2 separate regions of the Homo sapiens genome follow, and region 1 is linked to region 2. A link is a contact called in ENCODE Hi-C data. All regions are on one chromosome and are shown on one strand. Each heading gives the region's core, a stretch centred on a gene start or an enhancer-like site at or near the end of the contact. The rest is flanking DNA. Distances are from core to core; before and after follow the strand shown.

What was found. Hi-C counts contacts between places; a loop is a spot of excess contacts on that map. Pooled maps may share reads with other maps.
Region 1: a pooled map shows a loop between it and region 2 (2.7-fold over the local background). The contact joins the enhancer-like site here to the promoter of MRPS15 in region 2. A Hi-C loop is called at or near these places in 1 of 168 maps with a recorded cell type or tissue (heart right ventricle) and 3 of 50 pooled maps.

The regions. Positions count from the first base shown.
Region 1 is chr1:37,674,945-37,680,136 of GRCh38, reverse strand. No RefSeq gene overlaps it. Among named protein-coding and RNA genes, the nearest start is that of AIRIM, 13 kb to the left of the region's middle. Within about 2 kb of position 3,841, at least 5 of the 41 ENCODE cell types and tissues checked have a DNase peak (open chromatin) inside an H3K27ac peak, as active enhancers do; they include heart right ventricle, where a contact is called at or near this core.
Region 2 is chr1:36,461,257-36,466,389 of GRCh38, reverse strand. MRPS15 (mitochondrial ribosomal protein S15) reads left to right here and starts at 2,006. Exons shown (of 8, transcript NM_031280.4): 1 at 2,006-2,244; 2 at 2,540-2,584; 3 at 4,227-4,302; 4 at 5,078-5,126. The coding sequence starts at 2,115. CSF3R (colony stimulating factor 3 receptor) reads left to right here. Exons shown (of 17, transcript NM_000760.4): 17 at 1-347. The coding sequence ends at 33. RefSeq lists enhancers at 1-162, 1,193-2,094, 1,851-2,100, 1,500-2,699, 2,095-2,998.

The sequences.
Region 1 (5,192 bases), core at 2,592-5,091, 1.2 Mb before region 2:
AGTGTATCTTTCCAAAAATACTATGCCTGTGTGAGTGTGGTGGGTAGGTATCCTCAAAGACAGCCCCCAGTGCTCCCACCTCTGGTATTCTTGCCCTTGTGTACTCCCCTCTCCTTCCAGATGGGCTGGACTGACAGATATACTTCTTTTTTTTTTTTTTTTTGAGACAGAGTCTCGCTCTGTCACCAGGCTGGAGTGCAGTGGCGTGATCTTGGCTCACTGCAATCTCCACCTCCCGGCTTCAAGCGATTCTCCTGCCTCAGCCTCCCGAGTAGCTGGGACTACAGACATGTGCCACCACGCTCAGCTAATTTTTGTATTTTTTAGTTAGAGACAGGGTTTCACCATGTTGGCCAAGATGGTCTCGATCTCTTGACCTTGTGATCTGCCCCCCTTGGTCTCCCAAAGTGCTGGGATTACAGGCGTGAGCCACCGCGCCCGGCCACAGATATACTTCTGATGAATAAAATACTACCCAAGTGGTAGGATGTCACTTCTGAAATAGGTAAAAAAGACTGCAGCTTCCATCTTGGGTGCTCTCTCTCTCTCTCTCTCTGGGATCACCCACCCTGGGGAAAGGCAGCTGCGATGCTGTGAGGCAGCCATGTGGAGAGGCTCATGTGAGAGACCAATGCCTGCCAACAACCATGTGACTGAACTTGGAAACAGATCCTCCCTCCCACAGTTGAACCTTCTGATGGGTCCACAGCCCCTGCTGACAGCTTGACTACAGCCTCTTGAAGACCCGACCCAAAGGCAGCCAGCTAAGCAGTGCCCGGATTCCTGATCCATGTAAACTGGGATAATAAATGTTTTAAATCACTAAGTTTGGGGGCCATTTGTTCCACAGCGATAGATAATCACTACAACAAAAAAACCTCCCTTCATTTTTATATAAATGCTAACATACCATATACCCACTTTTGCACCTTGTTCTTTCTTACCGTATCTTGGAGTTCATTCTATATAAAGAGCTTCCTTACATTGTTTTAAACAGTTGCATAGATTTCTGTTGTGTGGGTAAACCATAATTTACTTAAAATAGCTCCTTAGGGTGGACATTTGTTTCCAAAGTCTTAATACCTATTGGTTTTTATAGTAGCAACCCGCCTGTACTCCCACTCTTGTTCATTAGGCCTCCCCTCCACCACCTGGAATTTTCCATTTAGCTAACCCCATCACCTTCCAACAACAAAAAATAAATTGTCAGTATTTTTTACTAGAATCACTAAATTGATAAACGAATTCAGGGAGAGTCACCACACTGGGAATACTTCTGGTGCTCCTCCTTTATGTATGCCACTGGCTTATGGATGAAGACACCAATGTGAGTTCTGTTCTGTTTTCCCTCAGCTGGGTCAGAACCCCTTTCTCTGTCAGTGTAAGACAGTCTTGGGATGAAATGAAGAATTTTGGTTTCCCTCTATCCTGTCCCTCCCCATCCACATCTAGAAACTGACCTTCAGATTCTTCTCTCAGAGTAAGTGTTGTCTCAAGGTGCTGGGGTGCCTGGGCCCTAAAGAGAAGGTCTCCTGCTTGCCCAAGGAGAGCCTGGGCTTTATGGGGACTGTATTACACCAGACTTTAATTGGGACGAGAAGCCAGGTACCTTCCCAACCTGCTCAAACACTGGATCATTTATAATTCCATTTCCCTATGAGAAGGGAGGAAGAGTGCACATTTCAGGGAGCAGGTTTGGGGATGAGGGGAAGGAAGGAACCTAGACCTGGGTTCAAGTCTCAGGCTCAGCCTTTAGCCAGCTGTGTGATCTTGGGCAAGTAATTTCCTCTAAGTCTATTTCCTCATCTGTATAGTGGAAGTGATGATATGTCCTTACAGGGTTGTAAGGTTTAAGCGAGAGGAGATAGTGAGGGCTTTGGGTACATTTGTGAGCATTTAAGGGATTGAAATTCACTTAAGCTTTATTAGTCACTCACTAAGTGTATAGCTCTGTGCTAGGCTCTTTAATATCTTTCTAAACCCTCAACGAGAATTGAAACAAGTATGCTTACTTCCATTAGGTAGATGAGGAGACCGAGACAGAGACCTGGTAAGCTTTCTAAATGCCCACAGCTTGTCAGTAATGTTGCCAGAATTTGCACCAGGGCTTGCTTGGTTCCGGTGAAAGGTGCTTTCCCCCACATCACTGTTGCCTTTCTGCCACAGAAGGCAAGAGCATGCCTAACATCTACTCAGCTGTAACAAGGGTGAGGTTTTCTGATACCCAGCCCTGCACAGGACATGGATCCTGCAGTGCAGAGCTACCTCCATCCAACTTGGCCGTGGCACATGAAGTATCCAAGCCTCTTCCAGGACAGCCGCAACCTTGCCAGTTACCCTTCCTTCTGACCCCATAGCCAAGAGGGTTGGAGCAAATCCTGGCGTGGTCTACCAGAGTCCTACACTTTTGCCTTTGATGCCAGGGCCTGGTAGGAGAAAGCCAGTGATTCTGAAGGAATGACAGGGGTACCCCTTCCAGGCACTGTCCTCCTCCCCATCCTTCCTGGAAGGCTCCTTCTTGGTTTCCACGTAGAGCAAAGTCATTTTTCCGAGACTGTAGGGCCCCAGCCCAGAGATTCTGGTCTAGTATGTGTGGGGAGGGGCTAGATATCTGCATCCTTAATAAGTACCCTTAGTTCAGTTGCAGAGTCATTCCTTAAGAAAGAGCCTTCATCCTGAGAAAAGGCAGCAGTTAGCACAGAGATTGATGGCTGGGTAGACTAGCCACAAAGACCGCACTTCTCTGGGGAAGAAACGCCTTCATAACTCCCTCACTGCACCTCTTTTCCCCTTTTTGTTGCCAGTCCTCAAGTCCAATGGGTACCTCGGCATTGCTCCCCTGGCCCCTCCATGCTGTTTGGGGTGGGATAGTCATAACTTATGTATATGGGGCTTTAGAGTCTGTCGCATCCATATCCATTCATTCTGAGGCCTCCCAGTGTGCCCAGCACAGAACTCATCATTAGCAATACAGAGGTAAATCAAAGAAGTCCATGATTTAGTAGGCCAGGCAGATCTGCAAGCTCTTCGTGAGAAGTGCTATTGTGAAGGATGTGTGGGGAATGCAGTGGATGGAGAGAGTGACTGATTGTTTTTGTGGGTTTTTGTGGGAGGCGAGATAGGGGAATGTGAGACTAGCTCCTCTGTGACTTAATTTCAGTGAGAGTCTTCCCTCTGGTCTCTAGTAGAGTAAGTGATGGGGGTGGGGGTCAGCCTGGCCTGCTGGCCATCATGTGAGCGGGGAGCAACCCTTTCTGCTCTGGCTCATCTCTTCTGATTGAAACGTGTGGAGCAGTTCTTAATTTGCACAGAGAGCCCAGACTAATAAATCCGCTACTCAATTGCAATTCCCACAGTGCGTTTATAGGCAACAGCTGACTTTTATCAGCTAGTTTGTTCTTTCATATAAGCAGAGTTTTATGAGGGTCTCCTGAGCTGGCTTGTAATGTGATGAAACGTCTGCAAAACTCAACCATAAATTCCTGGCACCTGCCAAGCAGAGGATGCTGTTTTCCAGGCACATTTTGTCCAGCTGGCGGCTCTGTCCCCTTGCCCAGTTTGCATTTTTGCACTTGTCTCTTTAAACTTGGATTTGTTTTTCAGTTCTCTGCGGCCTCTTTAAAGGCAACCGAAAAATGAGGGGTAGGAAAAAGGAACTAGAAAGTTACGTCTGTGCTAAAAATTACCCCTGGCTTATGTTGCTCTGAAAGCCAGTTTTGATCCCACTGTTGAAACAGAGACATCAGGCTTCCCTGCCACATGAACCCCAGGGCGGGGGACAGGAGGCCAGTGCCAGCCGAGCCCGTTATTAATACTTTGATTCTTTTCTGGGCCATCACCCTTTGTACTTGCCAAAGGCCCCTACCCTCAGTTGTCAGTTCTGTAAATTAAAGAAACAGCTCCGGAGGCCTTTTCCCCAGATGGTCTCCAGGCATGACATCTTTTCCCAGCATTTAGAGCTCCCCCAACACAGAGAGATGAAATTTAAATGCCCTCTGTCCTCCAAATAGGGCGAGACCTGGACTCTTGGAGAATGCTGTTTGGCTGGGGTGGACTGGGTCATTGGGAGAGCTACAAAGGCCTCAGTGGTGCAACTAGGAATGGTTGAGTGTGGCCCTGGCTGTGTCTCAGGATTACCCACCTGTGTTTATGGGTTCTCTTCATTTTGATCAGACCATTAGGTCAGAAGGCTCCTGTGGCTGCCCTTCCTGTGGCCTTATCCCCTGCTTGCTTTCCCTAGCCCACACTTCAGGGCTGGCTTCATGTGCCTGTGACCCACACTTACAAGGGTTCCCAAGGTTGGTTTCATGCTCTGCTGTCACTCTCGAAATTCTAAACAGTTTTCGAATGATTTTCCTTTGGCACTGGGCCCTGCAAATTATGTTGCCAGTTCTGCCCAGCTTCTCTCTGGTCCTACTGCTTGTAGCTGCCCCAGCACTGTGGACAGACCCTTTCTTCTCCAAGTTGAAGTTTGAGCCTTTGCAGAGCAGGTTAGTTACCCGTCATTGAGGCCTCTGGCCTTGTCCCCCTCCCAAAGGCTCCCTGTTATCCACTCTTCTGGCTACAGGCAATCCCTATTACGTGACAGTATCTCCACAGGCCCTAAAGAGGTGCCTGTCAGTCCCAACTCCCTAAGTCATCTGCAGCTGCTCCTGGCCCCTTCTTATCATTTTCCAGAAAAGATTTCTAGTCAATGCACTCTGCCTGGAAGAAGCTGCCTGCTCTTATGGAGGAGCTGGGGTCTTTGCTAGAGAAAACATCCCCTAACTGCCACCTCCACCTCAAAGGCAAGACATTGTTTCCTGCTACGGGAAAGAGACCCACTTTCTTATTTTTCCAAGCCCCACTCAGACACCATCTCCTTTTTGTTATCTCTTCTTACACCCCTAGATGAAAATAACCCTTCCTTTCTCAGCACAGTACTTGTACTTCCCTTTAACACTTAATTTTTAATTTTTTTAAAAAATGTAGAGTCAGGGTTTCACCATGTTGTCCAGGCTGGTCTTGAACTCCTGGGCTCAGGAGATCCACCTGAGCTGGGCTTGGTGCTTTGGCTCACATCTGTAATCCCAGCACTTTGAGAGACCGAGGCGGGCAGATCGCTTAAGCCCAGGAGTTTGAGACCAGGCAGGGCAACATAGTGAGGCTCCATCTCATAACTAACTAAATAAATAAATAAAAGAAATCTGCCT
Region 2 (5,133 bases), core at 757-3,256:
GTCCATGGGATGGAGGCGCTGGGGAGCTTCTAGGGCTTCCTGGGGTTCCCTTCTTGGGCCTGCCTCTTAAAGGCCTGAGCTAGCTGGAGAAGAGGGGAGGGTCCATAAGCCCATGACTAAAAACTACCCCAGCCCAGGCTCTCACCATCTCCAGTCACCAGCATCTCCCTCTCCTCCCAATCTCCATAGGCTGGGCCTCCCAGGCGATCTGCATACTTTAAGGACCAGATCATGCTCCATCCAGCCCCACCCAATGGCCTTTTGTGCTTGTTTCCTATAACTTCAGTATTGTAAACTAGTTTTTGGTTTGCAGTTTTTGTTGTTGTTTATAGACACTCTTGGGTGTACCTGAGTCTCTGTTATTTATTTTTCAGGGCCCAGCAGTCAGGGGGAAACTTCTCAGAGTTGGTCCTTTCTTCCTCCCTCCCTTCCTTCCTCCCTCCCTTCCTTCCCCCCTTCCTTCCTCCCTTCCTTCCTTTCCCTTCCTTCCTTCCCTCCTTCCTTCCCTTGCTTCCTTCTGCTAGCTCTCAGTATCTAGGCCCTATGCAAACGACTCAGCTCAGTTCACCCTCAGAGAGCTGCATTCTAGTGGTGGAGACTTGAAAACTGATCCTTAGGGCACAGTGGCATGGGTTACACGGGGGGAGTGACAGTGCGGTGGGACACGGTGAAGAGACTTTGGAAAAACTAACCCCTGTTGGGGAAATAAAATTAAAGACAAAATCCCCTGCCAACGCAGAAAACCTCTTCACAAGGGTAGAAAAGAAAGAAAACAGTGTTATTATTGAATAAGCATTAAACCGGAATGTGATACACTGGTGATCCACTAAAGAGACTGCAAAGAGACAAAAATCTTACTCTTTTATGTAGCAAAGTGAATACAACTTACTGTATCCATTTTCTCAAGATAAACAATAACTGGTCCTCAAGCAAGAGGACTTGGCTGCACCTCACTCTAAATTTACCTGGTAAGTGGGAAGCCACCTGTGTCTGCTAATTGCCTTTATCCAAAGGAAAAATCGATTTCCCCTATCTTTATAACAAAGGGTAGGTTGCAACTAAGAGCTAGGCACCAACTGAAGTTAGGCTCCTACCCTCCCACAGGAACTGAGAGAGAGCACTATCTTCCTTAATTATTACATTTCAAAGGGTTGGCCCCCAGGTCCTTGAGAAAAACATTCCGGGGTTGTAAAACTGGCAAGAGGTTTATTTACCTTTTAAGAAGATTTACATTCATCGCAAAGCAGTAGAGAAAGTATTCACAATTACAAGTTTTCTAAAGTAAATGCTCTCAGAAAAGTGAGGGGAAGGAGTCTTTTCCCTTTTTGCGCCAGGGAAAATTAAATTTTCTTTTTCTTCTAATTTGTATCCACCCTTACACCACTCATTTCACAAATAACGTCACCGTAAAGATTTACTAAATGCTCACTATATACCAGGTGGTCTGCATACAACTCAGTTAATCCTCTCAACAACCTAAAAGAGAGATATTGTTATTACTATCCCTACAGGGCCCACATAGGTTAAGTGACTTGCCCACAAGATCACATGTTGAGTAAATGGCTGAGTTAGGATTCCAGACCAGGACTGTGCGATTCCAAACTCAGCGACTTTAGTCTCCAGGCTACGAGGCTGCCAGAGACATGGCTGAAACCCAGTAGTAGTTCTTACACGGTCCCATCCTTGTCTAAGGGAGGGGTGAGGTGGGGTGGAGAGGGGATTGGGTTGGGGGTAGAAGGCTACCGCAGGCGCCATGGACCTCCCAAAATAACCCTGGCCCGAGGGCCAGGAATGAGATTAAGGACGGAACGCATGCCCTCCAAAAAGTGGCATTTTAGAATTTATACAGCACCCCAGCACGCTGCTAAACGTGGGCACACAACCACCACGGCCCGATCACGCGCAGCGGGAACCCGGTCTCTGAGCTCCGCCCCGTGCGTTGCGTCATCAGAGTCACGCCACCTAATCCATTCTCTCGGTCTTCGTCTGCTCCGGTATTGCAACTGCCTCGATTGGTCGATCCTGGGCCAGCATGGCGGCGCCCATGTAACCCGGTCCGTGCCGCAAAGCGAACGGCGGCCGCGGCGCGGGCCCCGCGGGGGTTAGAGGTCACCATGCTGAGGGTCGCGTGGAGGACGCTGAGTTTGATTCGGACCCGGGCAGTTACCCAGGTCCTAGTACCCGGGCTGCCGGGCGGTGGGAGCGCCAAGTTTCCTTTCAACCAGTGGGGCCTGCAGCCTCGAAGTGAGGAGCTGAGAAATGGGACGGCGGGCGTAGGGAAACAGGGTTCGGCGAAGATAGGGAATAAGGAAGCACAGGAGTAGGGGAGATATACAGCGGTCAGGATAAGGGGGAAAGGGCGGTGGTTGCGCAAGAGGTGAAACAAGATGTGAGAGACAAGGGGTAGGGAAGAAATGGGGCAGCGGTTAGGTTCAGAAGCGCATAGACCGTGGCGGACGGGCAATGCGAGGGGCACAGAAAGGAACTGAGGGGTGGGCTATTTAAGGAGATGGTCCTCAGCCCTCTCTTTTCTGCGTAGGTCTCCTCCTCCAGGCCGCGCGCGGATATGTCGTCCGGAAACCAGGTAGGAGTTCCTAAGGTGGGACTTGGGGCGGAAGAGAGACCTCCTGGAAGGCTGGGGTGGGTAAGGGGACCGATGTGGCGAATTAGAGCCACTAGATGAGGTGAGCCAGAGGTCCTGAGCAAAAGACCCCACGTCCACCTTACACAAAGCCCTAGGCCTGCAGCCTGTATGGGGACAGAGGGGTGTGAAGGGCGGGAGCAGGAGCTTTCCAGGTGAATGAGTGAAAATGAGCTTCCCAGAGGGAGTGCATGGCTGGCACCACCCAGGCCTACCTAGAGTATGGCACTTTGTGTCTGCGCTTCTGAGATGCAGGATGTAATTTCCCATTGCAACTCAGTATGCATAGTAGTTAAGATCCTTCTTATTAGGTAAATGATATGGGGCAAGGTACTTCCTCTCTCTGATTCTTATTTCTAAAATGAGTGTGAAAGTATCCATTTGCAAGGATTGTTAGGATTCAGCGATAATACACGAAAAGCACCCTTAACGCTGTGCTCAATTAAATATATTGATAGTATATATTAGAATTTATTATCTGGGGCCGGACGCGGTGGCTTACGCCTGTAATCCCAACACTTTGGGAGGCCAAGGTGGGCAGATCACTTGAGTTCAGGAGTTCGAGACCAGCCTGGCCAACATGGTGAAACCTCGTCTCTACTAAAAATACAGAAAAAAATTAGCCAGGTGTGGTAGCGCGCGCCTGTAATCCCAGCTACTCAGGAGGCTGAGGCAGGAGAATCGCTTGAACCTGGGAGGTGGAGGTTGCAGTGAGCCGATCGTGCCACTGCACTCCAGCCTGGGTGACAGAGCGAGACTCCATCTCAAAAAAACAAAAAAGAAAGAAATTATTGGCTGGACATGGCCCCAACATTTTGGGAGGCCAAGGCTGGAGGATCACTTGAGGCCAGGAGTTCAAGACCAGCCTGGGCAACATAGCAAGACCCAGTCTCTACAAAAAATAAAATAAGTAGAATTTATTGCTATTAATATATTTTTAATATAATTCTTTTCTGCCTCCCTATCAGAATCAACTTGAGCTGTTACAGACAGAAGAGGCCCATTAATGTTATTTGCATAGCAGGGTCTGACTGGAGAGGATAAGTCCATCTACTCTATGCCTCTTCCTCATCTCCAAGGGATAGCAGGGGTGCACACACCAAGACTGAGGTTTTCCTGTGATCTCTACTTGGTGCTTACATTTCAGGCATCGTACAGCTAGCTGCCTTTCCTCAACCCCCTTAATTCATACATGCAGTCAGCCAGCAAGTGTTTGTTGAGTGCCTAGTCTAGGCTGAGCCATGGGCCAGACTATGGTGGATTCCAAGGGAGTCAAACTCTGTCCTATCCACAGGAGGACCCATCCTAGTGGGGGATCTGAGAACTGTAGAGCCAGATAGGTGTGTGAAAGGTGCAGGCACAGTGTAGGGTCTTGGGAAAAGCCACCTACTCGCAACATGAAATATCAAAGCAGGTGCCCACGGAGTTTGCAAAGGAGAAACTGAGCCGAGAGATATCCAGTGCTTTGCTTGAGACCCTGAATGTCCCTTCTGGAGTTGGAGAGTGGGTGAAAAGAGCCAGGTCTGGGAGGGTGGGCAGCGAGAGTTGACTCTGGGTGTTTTCTATCCCCATATTTACTTGACAGCCCAGTCTAGGCTGGATGATGACCCACCTCCCTCTACGCTGCTCAAAGACTACCAGAATGTCCCTGGAATTGAGAAGTAAGCAGGAAGAAACCTAGTAGAGGAGGCAGGGGGCCCTGGGAGGATTGTCGGGGAGTGGGGAAAGACAGTGGCTTTGAGACTTGGCTTGCTGTAGCTGAAGCTTGATCTAGAAGGAGGCAGGGGCCCAGGTGTCCAGGTGTGGTGAGGGTGGGTGGTCAGCAAGGCAGATGGCACTCATGGAGCTCGGCTACTTGGGGGTTTTTTTGTACTCTAGATGAACACCCTGTACCACTAGATTCCAAGGAGCTAACATACTTCACAGGTCTTTGTAGAAATCTCTCATCTCTTGTTCCTCACAAAAGCTGTATGTCCCCATTTTATAGATTTTCAAGCTGTCCAGTGTCATACAGTTCTAAAGGGCAGAGCTAGAGTTTGAATCCAGGGCTGACTGACACCAAAGCCAGAGGCCCTCTGCTCAGCTCCTATGCAGTGTGGTGGGAGCTGGTCAGTCCCTCCCACTGTGCAATTTAACTTGAAATGTCTCAAAACAGATTGAACCATGTTGTAGCTAAAATGGAAATCCTCTCCTTGCCCTCCCTGTGATGAGACCGGAACAGTCGAGCTGACAGCCCCAGTTTCTGTAGTTTCAGCCCAGCAAGCCAGATCCACACTGACTTTTAATCCCTGGGAAATGGCTCCCCACCTCCAGGGAGATTCATTTGCTACAGAAGGAATTTTTCAATCATCTTTGCTTTTCAAACTAAAATGAAACCAGCATTGCTTTCCTCTCTTCTCCCCCAATGTCTGTCTCATTGCTGTGGTTTATCCACAGGGTTGATGATGTCGTGAAAAGACTCTTGTCTTTGGAAATGGCCAACAAGGTGAGCA